Linked DNA regions of Mus musculus: region 1 is linked to region 2. The links are chromatin contacts, found by Hi-C or POLR2A ChIA-PET in ENCODE. All regions are on one chromosome and are shown on one strand. The core of a region is the stretch at or near the end of the contact, and the rest is flanking DNA. Distances in the headings are between cores, read along the strand shown. Region 1 holds the start of Plppr2 (phospholipid phosphatase related 2). Region 2 holds the start of Dock6 (dedicator of cytokinesis 6).

Region 1 (5,287 bases), core at 559-3,058, 84 kb before region 2:
CTCTCCCTTCTCCAAGTTTCTTCCACCATGGCCTCCACATCTCCCTCCCCTGTCCCCATGGGCTGTGGGATCTGGTGTGGGCTGATAGCCAGACACTCCCTCTCTCCCAGCTGCCTCGAACACCCCCCATCCTCCCAGGCCAGCTGCCTCTCCAGTCTCCTCTTACCAACCCCCCTACATCTAACTTCAATTCCCAAGGCATCAGTAGCCAATACAGTCAAGCCAGCTTATACCTACTGACACCTGGTCTCACCTGTGAAAGAGCCCTAGGGCTTCTTCCAGGCATCCACCTCCACTGCCACCAACTCACAGCCACTCCGTGAGGCCAGCAAGGCAAGAACATTCATCTCCATTGCACGGATGTGGAAACTGAGGCCCAGGCAGATGAAGGTGGGTACTGTGCATCCAGGGCTCCATTGAGGCCTACTCCACAGAATGACATATTGGAGAGAGGGTCACCAGATTCCAGGTGTGCAGAGTCACCCATATGGGCACTCCCACATAAGATATAACCCAGGCGTGGCCTCCATCCCAAACACTACACACAGGGACATCTCAGAACATGACATCCACCCATTCCACAGCAAGAGCCAAGCACACTGTGTGGGGTGCCTGTCTCATGCTGAGCAAACCAGATTTGCTCATTCACACAAATCCCCAGCACCCCTAAACACACACACACACACACACACACACACACACACACACACACACACAGTTTGCATATGGCCTGTCATAGACACCCACACGGATGGAACATACCCCCTCAAAGACACAGTCAGAGAGACACACAGAAAGACAGCCCAGCCCCCCACAAATCCCTGTCCTGATACAGTCACCACCATAGATAGACTCAAGGTTGCTAACCACTTAGAATCACAGCAGAGTCACTCCACACAATAAGAGTCACAGAATGGGTCACAGAGTCACACCCCCAGTTACAAGGCGCTCAATGACAATCACACACATGAACACCCTCTCCACAGTCATAGCAGAGACAGTGTGCCACCCACAGTCTCAGCCACATGGTCAGGTAGGGATATATGGGATATATGCGACAGGGACTTGCAGCACACACAAAAGGCAGGTAAGAGCAGACACCTGCCGGATTGCAAAACAGACACACAACATCAGAAGGAATACAACAGTAACTACAAAATGACAGATCACACAACTAGACACCACACCAACACACACACACCAGTGTATATTCTCTCTCTCCTCTCTCTCTCTCTCTCTCTCTCTCTCTCTCTCTCTCACACACACACACACACACACACACACACACACACACACACAATCAGTGGACACACCCGAACCCATCACAGCCAGACAGCCACACAACCAGTTACACAACCACACACCAACAAGGGGCAACTACACCATCATTCACCCACAGCCACCCTCGCAGCACTGTGGCCTGGCTCTTGAGGTCTCCCCCCGGGTGGGGGGGGTCCCCTTCTCCAGACTCCCCTCCCCCAACCCCATCTAAAGCCCTAGATCGCCGCCTCCCCTCCCCCTATCGCCCTCGCCCCCCCTCGCCGCAATGGACCCACAGGGAAAGGATCAGAAGGACCCATGTCCATGGTCTGGACCTGCGTGTCCAGGCTGGGCAGCTCCCCGGGCTAAAAAGAGGGGGCGCCCACGCTTCTCCCTCACCCTGTCTAGGCCGCCGCCGCCTGAACCCTCGCTCCCTCTACACGGTCCCGGCGCCGTAGAACAGTCAGATAGATCGCTGGTCAGGCAGGCGGACACCGAGATGAAGTCTGGACCGCCGGACTTGCCGCTCCGCGCAGACTCCGTGATCGAGGTGGGGGCGGGGCCACAGGATGCCTTATTTGCATAACCCAGTGGGGCGGGAGCACGATCACATTTGCATAACCCAGTGTGGAGTGGGCCCAAGCCTCTTGTTAGCCAGGCAGGCGGGGCCATTGGGCCCTTAATTTGCATAACACAGATGGGCGGGGAGTTGTGATCATGTCGGGGCGGGGCTATAAACGCTCATTTGCATGAATCAAAGAGGCGGTGCAGGACGTGAAGCAGAGATTAGAAGGGAAAAAGAGTGGAGATAGAGTAAGGACTAGCTAGGTAGAAAAGGCGAAGAGAGGAGCTCGGCCTCTTCAAAGAACACTCTCTGGTACGCCTCTCCGCATGGCATCCCAGATCCATTTTTGTGTTTGAGAAAGGGTCTCAGGCAGCTCAAGCTGGTCTCCAGTTTTCTTTGTAGCCAAGACTAGCCTTGAACATTGGATTTTCCTGCCTCCATCTCCTTGAGTGCTGGAACTTCAGACCTATTCCATCACATCTGGTTTGTGTGATAGGATTGGAACGCAAAGTTTCCTGCATGCTAGGCAAGCGGTGTCCTGATTTTGTGTTTTCTAAATTTTTAAAATTGCATTTATTTGCTGGGCAGTAGTGGCCACATGCCTTTAATCCCAGCACTCCGGGGGCAGAGGCAGATGAATCTCTATAAATTCCGTGCCAGTCTGGTCTACAGAGAGAGTTCCAGGACAGCCAGGGCTAGAGAAACCCTGTCTTTAAAAAAAATTTTTTTAATTACATTTATTTATCAAGGTGTGTGCCCGTGTGCATTTATAGATTGGAGGACAACTTGCATGAGTCAGTTCTCTACCTTTATGAGTGTCCCTGGGATCAAACTCAGGTCTTCAGATTTGGTGGCCAGTGCCTTTGCCCAGTGAGCCATTTGTTTGGCTCATTTCTTTGTTTTTGAGACAAGGTCGCCTGTGGCTCAGGCTGGTTTCATACTTGCTGTATTAACTTTAAAGTGATATGCTTACTTCCACCTACCTCCTTGGATCACACGCCCAACTAATTACACCCTAAGTCTTGTCTCACTGTCATGCCAGTCTCTGCATCCTTTGAGATAACAGAGTTATCTGGCATGGGGAGGACCCCAGACTCTTGAACCAGCAGGTGCAAAAGTCCAGGGTGGAGAAAGGTCTCAGCTAGTTTATTTTCTCTCTGGAGGGATCTTCAGGGCAAGCAGTCCCAGCTGCTCAAGCTACAGGGAGAGAAGGTAGGTCGTGGTCTGGTTTGAACCAGGAGAACTCAGGGTTGCCAACCAGGGACCAAATGCCCAGATAGAGTGCCAGCCTCGAGGCCTACACTGTGGGAATCACAAGTGGGCCAGATGGTAAGGGATGGAGAGGGGCTGAGTAGGGTCTGTACCGGGAGGGTAGGATCCACTCTTGCTGAAAGGTCTCTCCCAGTCTGAATCGGAGTCCCAGGAGGGGCACTGAGAGCTCTTGCACTGGTGTCCTTTCTGGCCTGTGGGAGAGACGTGCCATCCTGGCCCTCAGGTCCTCAATATGACTCACTAGCAACTTTGGAATACGGAAACCACATCCCTTGAGGTGAAACCATACTCACTTATGATCCAGACACCCACATCCCTTGGGTGACTGAAAGTAATACCAAATTATATCAGTGACCCTTTAAATGTTCCCTTAAAAACATGCCATAGGGGGGCTGAAGATGGCTCAGTGATTAAGAGCACTGACTGCTCTTCTAAAAATCCAGAGTTCAATTCCCAGCAACCACATGGTGGCTCACAACCATCTGCAATGGGATCTGATGCCCTCCTCTGGTGTGTCTGAAGACAGCAACTGTGTACTCATATACATAAAATAAATCAATCTTAAAAAAATATTCCATAGAGGCCCAGAGAGGTGGCTCAATGGTTAAAAGTACTACTGTCTACTCTTCCAGAGGACACAGGTTCAATTCCCAGCACCCACATAGTAGCTTACAACTCTCTGTAATTCCAGTTCTAAAGGGTCTGATGCCTTCTTCTGGCCTCTGAGGCACCAGGCATGCAGGCAGTGCACAGATATATGCAAAACACCCACAAACATAAAATAAAATACATCTTTTAAAAAACCCAGAGCCAGGAATGGTGGCACAGATCTGTAAGACCAGAACAGGGGAGGTGGAAGTAGGGGGGAGGGCAGAAGTTCAGGTCATCTTAGACTACATAGTGAGTTTAAGTTAATCTGGGCTATGTGAAAATATTTCTCAAAAAAGGCAAGAGAAAAAAAAATCTCACAGATCTTAAATGTGACCCCAAAGTGGCTTGTGCATGAAACACCCAGACTCGCCTTGGGTTTGAAGTTCTCTTTCACCCATCCCCTAATTTCTCGGGTTCTGCCTTCTTCAAAATCTCAACCAGTCTCTCAGCTATCCAATTTAGCCTTGGAACCCCAGCCTATGTGACTCCCTAAAGGTGGCCTCATATACATGAGGCTGGGGGTCACCTCCCCTATTACATTCGGCCCCTTACCTCTGAGGCTGGAGGCCCTGGGTCTGGTGCCCATTGACAAAGCAAGACAGTCAATGGAGCTCTGCAGACTGTGAACGGCAGACCTGTGGGGAGACAGAGAAACGGGGGCCCCACGAGATGCTGGGGCATCCAGGGTACCCCTGAACCGAGCCAGGGAGAGAGCGGCCGAGGAAGGGATGAGGCCCAGAAGAAGTAGGAATCAACTGGGTTCCAGATGGAGTGGGTAGAGAGGCAGGCTGGAGGAGGGTTAGGGGATCAGAGGTCTCACCAGGAGCTAGCCTCACCATATGTCACCCAGCTCCTTCTGGAGGTCATCCTTACAGCAACCGTTGCCTTCTGTGGGCACCCCCTCGGCTTCTGGCCATGAATCGTATGCCTGCTGCTTCATCTTGGTAAGAACCTAAGGTTCGGGAGGGGGTGGGGGGAGCAAGCGATCAGACACGCAAGTAATGATGAGCATAGGAAAAGGTAATCATGACGTAGCACTCCAGTTCCAGGCTGTATTGAGAGTACGGAATCCTCAGTGAGCACAACTTTCTGATCAGGGAGGGAGCACCGCTAGTATACCCATTATATGGAGAAGCAAATCGAGCCCGGAGAGGCAAAGTGATTTGGCCATAATCACATAGCATTAAGTGGCAGCACTGGGCTTTGAATTCTGCCTCCTAGATCATGTCCAGTGGTGGGAGCCAGAGGAAGAACCTGTTGGCCCGGCGTTGCTCACGTACTCACTTTTTCCACTCACCTTGCGGCACTTCACCTGAGTTTTCTGCATCTTCTGGATATTCAGGAGATTCTCTGAGATCTCATCCTCCTGGTCCTCTGTTGGGGAAGAGGGCTCAGTGACCAGGCGAAGCAGAGTAGCCCCACATTCCTTCCAGGCTGTGTGCTTCCAGGAACTCACGGAGTTTCTGATAGATGAAAGTCACCTCTTCCCGCACCAGCTCCAGTTCCTCCCACAGGAACTTCTTGCTGAAGGGAGAGAGG
Region 2 (5,657 bases), core at 2,657-5,156:
GGGTGCATGTGCACATCTGTGGAGGTCAGAGGTCACATCGAAAGCTTCTTCTATCACTCTCCATTTTATCTATCTATTGTAGCGATTATTTTGTTGTGTTTATTTGTTTGTTTGTTTTTTGGTTTTTTTTTTCAAGACAGGGTTTCTCTGTGTAGCCCTGGCTGTCCTGGAACTCATGCTGTAGACCAGGCTGGCCTTGAACTCAGAAATCCGCCTGCCTCTGCCTCCCAAGTGCTGGGATTAAAGGCATGTGCCACCACTGCCTGGTAGTAGCTATTATCTATTTATTACTTATCTATCTACTGTCAATCATTTTCTAAGACAGGGTTTCTCTGTGTAGCCCTGACTGTCCTGGAACTAGAGCTGTAGATCAGGCTGGCTTGGAACTCACAGAGATCCTCCAGCCTCTGCCTCCTGAGTGTTGGGATTAAAGACATGTACCACCAATATGCTGGCCATTTAATTAAAAAACAAAGCAAGACTATTTTTTTTCTTTTGAGGCTGGAGGGGGACTGAACTTGGGTTGTCAGTCTTACCAAGCAAGGGTTTTTCATCCCTTGAGCCATCCTTCCTTTTTTGAGACAGGGTCTCTCACTCTACCTGGTGCTCACAGATTCAGCCAGGCTGGCTGGAGAGTGAGCTCCAGGGATCCTGCTGTGTCTGCCTCCCTCCCAGTTCAGTTACAGACATGCTTCACCATGCCGGGTTTTCACATGAGTGTGTGTAGGACCTGAACTTGGGTCCTCAGGCTTGAACTTTACACACTGAACCATCTCTCTAGACTCACCTGGATATGTTTTAATGCCACAATGGCTCACATCACAAGCTCGTGGAGCAAATGAACACTATTGGCAGGTCAGGAGTACATGAGAGCAGAGTCCAGAATTAGACATTTTAGCAGCAGCTGTGCCCCAGGTCTTAGGCACCCCAGAGATGTGGAGAATCCAATTATTGATGTCTCAGTGAATGGAGCGGTGTTCCAGGAAAGGGAGCAGCATTGCACAGCAGCATGAATGGAGGGAAAACTTTTCCTTCTGTTTAAGACAGGGCCTCAGGTAGCCCAGGCTGGCTTCAAATCCCTCAATAGATAGCCAAGGCTGGCCTTAAACTCCAGATCCTCCTGCTTCCTCCTACCAAGTGCTGGAGTTAGATGTGTGTGTCCTGCCACGCCCAGCAGAAGGTCTCCAACCCCTCTTTTCTCACACAGACAGTGAACTAGCCTACAAGGCAGCGGACCCACCCCCTTCTTACCTCCCTGTCAGCCCCATCTACATCCAGTCCTGATCATGTCTCCCAGAAGGAAGCAAGGTAGTCTCCTCTGCCCAGGTGTACCAGCCCTACCTACACCTCATCATGTGGAGGCCAAAGTCTCTCCAATCTGAGCAGCTGCAGGAGCACCCCTACCCCGCCCAGCTGAGTCAGACATGGCAGTGCCATGCAGAGGTGTGGCCTTGACAATCGGGTCTGGCAGGGACCTGGGTGGTGCTGGGCACGATCTTAACCCGAAGGGATCTTTGAAACCACCCTTTCTGAAACCAGCGCCACTCTGAAAGTCCCCTGGCTGGGGTTAGGCTCCTATTAGCTTCTCCAGGGAATCAGGGCTCTGGAGGCCTGCTCCCCCTACACAGATTCATGCGTTGTGCTGTGACTCACCAGAAGCCCTCACTGAGCAGAAGAGAAAAATCAAGGCTCCGAGAGGTTGAGAAATTGATCTATAGGTCACACAGCCAGGCCTGGATTGGAACCCAACATCTTTCTTTTGGGGGTGTGCATCAAGCTCTTTGTGTCCAATTTTTAATCTGACACAGATACATTGAGTCCAGACCTTAACTCTGATATGGATACATTTTAAATCTGACATGGATACATTATGTAAGTAGGGCAAGTCTTGGGGTTTCTCAAGTAAAAGAGAGCATGCTAGCTAGCACTCACAAGCAGAGGGTAGGGGATGAACCCACAGTCAGTGAAAGGTCCTGGAATAAGCGTAGGCCACATCCTAGTGTTTCAAAGGAATATTTAGGGGTCGGAAGCAGGAGGACAGTTGGGCTGAAGTCCAAGAGGGAGGCTATGAGGACAGAGTGGTAACAGGGCAGTTTATGCAAGGCCTGGAGGGATGGACTATGACCCAAGTGAGGTGGGCCACGGAGGCTCTGCACAAGGAAGGATAGGTGAGACACAGATGCCGCCAAGACAGTGCACAATGGAAGCATCAGGAAGGATCCAGCTCCATGTTCCCTACCTGGCCTCAGAGGAAGAGGCAGGGACCTGAGTAACACTGAGTGTGGCCCAGCACAGTCGTGGGTGGAGTTATATTCTGCATCTCCCAGGCAGAAGCCACTGGACCACGCTGAGTAGGTGCGTGGGCTCCTGACAGCTGTGTACACAGATCAAGAGCAGATGGATACCTAGGGGGTTCCCCTACCATCTAGGTCTCCTTCCTGTGCCTTCAGAAGCTGATACAGATTTGCTGGGCAACTGGGGCAAGTCACCCTGCCCTCTGGCTCCAATTTCATCCTCTGTAGATGGGGCTCCTGCTAGCATCCATCCATAGGTGGGATAACGAGCAGCACTCAAAAAAGCTCTGAGGCAGACATGTCCTGTGCTGCACAGCTGCCTACCCTACCAAGACTGTTTTGACCGTGACTGCTCAGAGGGCTGAAGCTACTCAGGAGAAGGTGTGGAGGCAGCAGACAATTGGCATATCCAAAGATGAGCCAGGACTGAAAAAATTCTAGGAAACTGTTATTGGGAAAGGAGCTGTTGGGAAGATATTTAAGGCCACAAATTAATGAAGACATCCTACAACTTCAGGTAATCAGAAACTTCCGGACTGGCTCGCTCAGGTATCGATACTGGCTTTCTGAGTCACACCTCCTAGAGTGACACCCCTGAGCTTAGCTGGACTCATCCACCTCTCTACTGCAACCCAGAGACTGGCAGGAAGTCCCTTGAGCACCTTTTGAGGCCTACTATGTAAAAGCCTCCACACTGCTAGGCTTCAGTTAACCCACTTGTCAGTAGTGGAAAACAACAGTTCTTCCCACCTATGTCCATTGAGCGACTATAAACAAAACCTTAGTAATTATTGTGTGACATTGATGTTGTTTTTTAGGCAGCGTGCCTCCGGGACTAGTGAGGACCTAACTTTTTTGTTTGTTTGTTTGTTTTGTTTTGTGTTGTTTTTTCGAGACAGGGTTTCTCTGTGTAGCCCTGGCTGTCTTGGAACTCACTCTGTAGACCAGGCTGGCCTCGAACTCAGAAATTAGCCTGCCTCTGCCTCCTAAGTGCTGGGATTAAAGGCATGAGCCACCACTGCCCGGCTGACCTAACAGGTTTTGATGTTCCGTATTTTTTCTTCCCAGCCCAACAGAAGACTCAGTTTCCCCATCTTGACCCCAGTGGGAGGGGAACACTCCCTTCCATGCCCTGCCCCTGCTCCACACCCACCCCATGCCCTGCTCTGCCTGGTCCCCAGCTCCCTAGCCCATCGCAGAGATGAGCCACTCACAACGTCCCGCCCATCAAGGACCGTCCCTCATAAGCCACGCCCACAAAGATCCTCATCTCTCCAGCCTTGTCCCGGTCCCTATCCTAGAGCAGCGACATCCCAGATCACAGCCTGCTCCATCCTCCTGTCAGCGCTGTCTCCTCCCCATCCCCAGTATTTCTGTCCCACTCTCAATGCTGGCCCCACGGCATCCCAGAAAAGGCTCCGCCCTATCTAGGGAAAGCCCCGCCCCCTCCAGAGAAGGCTCCTCCCCATCCTAGAGTTGGCCCGGCCTCGCCACCACGCCCCGAGAAGACCCCGCGTCATTCCCGTCTTGGTTCCGCGGCTGGGGCGGGTCGAAGTGCAGGCCCCGCCCCATCAGCACAGGCCCCGCCTCTCCCGCGCGCCTGCTCCGCCCAGCCCGGCTGCCCAGACTCGGGAGGCTGCGGCGGGACGCGGGGCGTCATGGCGGCCTCGGAGCGCCGCGCCTTCGCTCACAAGATCAACAGGTAGTGAGAGCGGCCGCGGTCACGGCCACTCTGGGCGGGACGGGCGAGTGCTGGAGATGGCGGGCAGCGGGGGCGTGCCGGGCTCCCCGAGGACTTCCCGGAGGAGGAAGCGCATCCCGGGTCCGTGCGGGCCGGGCTCCGAGAGTGCTAGGCTGCATTCGGACCCTCTTGCCGTCCTTCCCTTCACCAGCCTGGGGAAATTCGCACCCCTCCCCCGCCCAGGGTCCCGGGACCCAGCTGTCTGGAGCTGGGGACAGCTGGGGATAGCCCCTCAGTCTCCTGCCCCAGCCTCTCCCAGCACCGGCTGGGCGTGGGAGGGGGCCGAGGGGGCTGGGGACTGAACCAGCTGGTGGGCAGACAGGGGAGGGACAGGCAACAGATGCTGGGGGATCCCCTTCCATGGACACTGGATTGTGAGAGAGGCTCAAATCTGGGGTAGGTTAGAAATCATCCCAGGTAAATCATCCCAGGTATCCGATCCTCTGGAGACCTGTCTGACCACCTTAGGTGAGAGAAGCCACTCTGTGGGTCCCACCCTGATGGAGACACAAGAAAGTTGCCCCATTCTTGGATTTCGCTCTGGTGGGACAAACATAGATGTGTCCGTGGTATGGTGTGGATGCATAAGACAGGAAAGGGAGGATAGGGTCTCAATGGTAGGCCAGGTAGAGTTAAGCACAGACCTAAAGGAGCGAAGGAAGAGATCTGCCCATCATCCAGGAAAGAAGCAAATGCAAAGGCCCTGGGGCCACAGAGGGACCAATAGGAATAGATTTTATAGGGCCTACGCCTTGTAGGCCAGAAGGACTTTGACTGTGACCCCAAGTGAAGTGAGAGCCACAGAGAGTTCTGGATAGAGGAGGGTTGTGATCTGGGGCAGAGCAGTTGGGCAGTTTTCTGTTTGTTGTCTTGCCTCCTAAGTCCTTATGCCTTTAGCTCAGGTGGGAAAGATGTGCAGAATGATCCTGGGCCTTGATGTAGTGAGGGAGCCCAAGATTTCCCAAGCAGCCTGGTAGATAAATAGATGCTTCTGCACATTCACCTACCTATTGAGTTCTCCCACAACCCCAGATGAACCTGCAACTGAATGGAGTCTTGGTTTTACTTTGTTGTGTTTTGTTAGTCTGGGATGGGGTCACGTAGCCCATGCTGACCTCAGATGCACTATGTAGCCAAGACCGGCCATGAACTCCTGGCCCCCCCTGCCACACTCAGTTTCCATGGTAACCACATCTACAGCACCTTGCTTTTGTGTTTGCTTTATTTTGAGAAAGGTTCTCACCCTATCCTAGCATTCACTTACTGTGTGTACATGTGTATACCACTCTCGTTGTGTGTGTGTGTGTGTGTGTGTGTGTGACAGGATGCTTGTAGGAAGGAGCCTTTTCTTTCCACTTGGTTTCCTGGGATTATACTCAGGAGGCTCAGCAGCAAGTTGCTCCTGAGCCATCTTGCCAGCCTCCCTCTATTTTCATTTTTGAGGCAGGCTCACTCAACTGGGATCTGGAGCTCCAGATAAACTGGTCAGGGAACTGGCCCTGGGGATCCTCTTGTCTCTGCTCCCTGTTATATGAGTTCTGAGTCTGGCTTTTTTTTCTTTTTAAAGTTTTGCTTATTTTATGTATGTACACTATCTTCAGACACATCAGAAGAGGATATTT

The links. Hi-C counts contacts between places; a loop is a spot of excess contacts on that map. ChIA-PET counts read pairs that join two places held with the same protein, here RNA polymerase II (POLR2A).
Region 1: a map of T-helper 2 cell shows a loop between it and region 2 (2.5-fold over the local background). The contact joins the promoter of Plppr2 here to the promoter of Dock6 in region 2. A Hi-C loop is called at or near these places in 1 of 37 maps with a recorded cell type or tissue (T-helper 2 cell). POLR2A ChIA-PET finds 5 or more read pairs at or near these places in 2 of 5 experiments (both embryonic stem cell).

The regions. Positions count from the first base shown.
Region 1 is chr9:21,933,531-21,938,817 of GRCm38, reverse strand. Plppr2 (phospholipid phosphatase related 2) reads right to left here and starts at 1,808. Exons shown (of 10, transcript NM_001290299.1): 1 at 1,660-1,808; 2 at 254-423. Ccdc159 (coiled-coil domain containing 159) reads right to left here. Exons shown (of 13, transcript NM_025977.3): 8 at 5,205-5,272; 9 at 5,046-5,122; 10 at 4,585-4,700; 11 at 4,301-4,383; 12 at 3,190-3,288; 13 at 2,946-3,022. The coding sequence ends at 3,018.
Region 2 is chr9:21,850,884-21,856,540 of GRCm38, reverse strand. Dock6 (dedicator of cytokinesis 6) reads left to right here and starts at 3,906. Exons shown (of 50, transcript NM_177030.3): 1 at 3,906-3,996. The coding sequence starts at 3,953.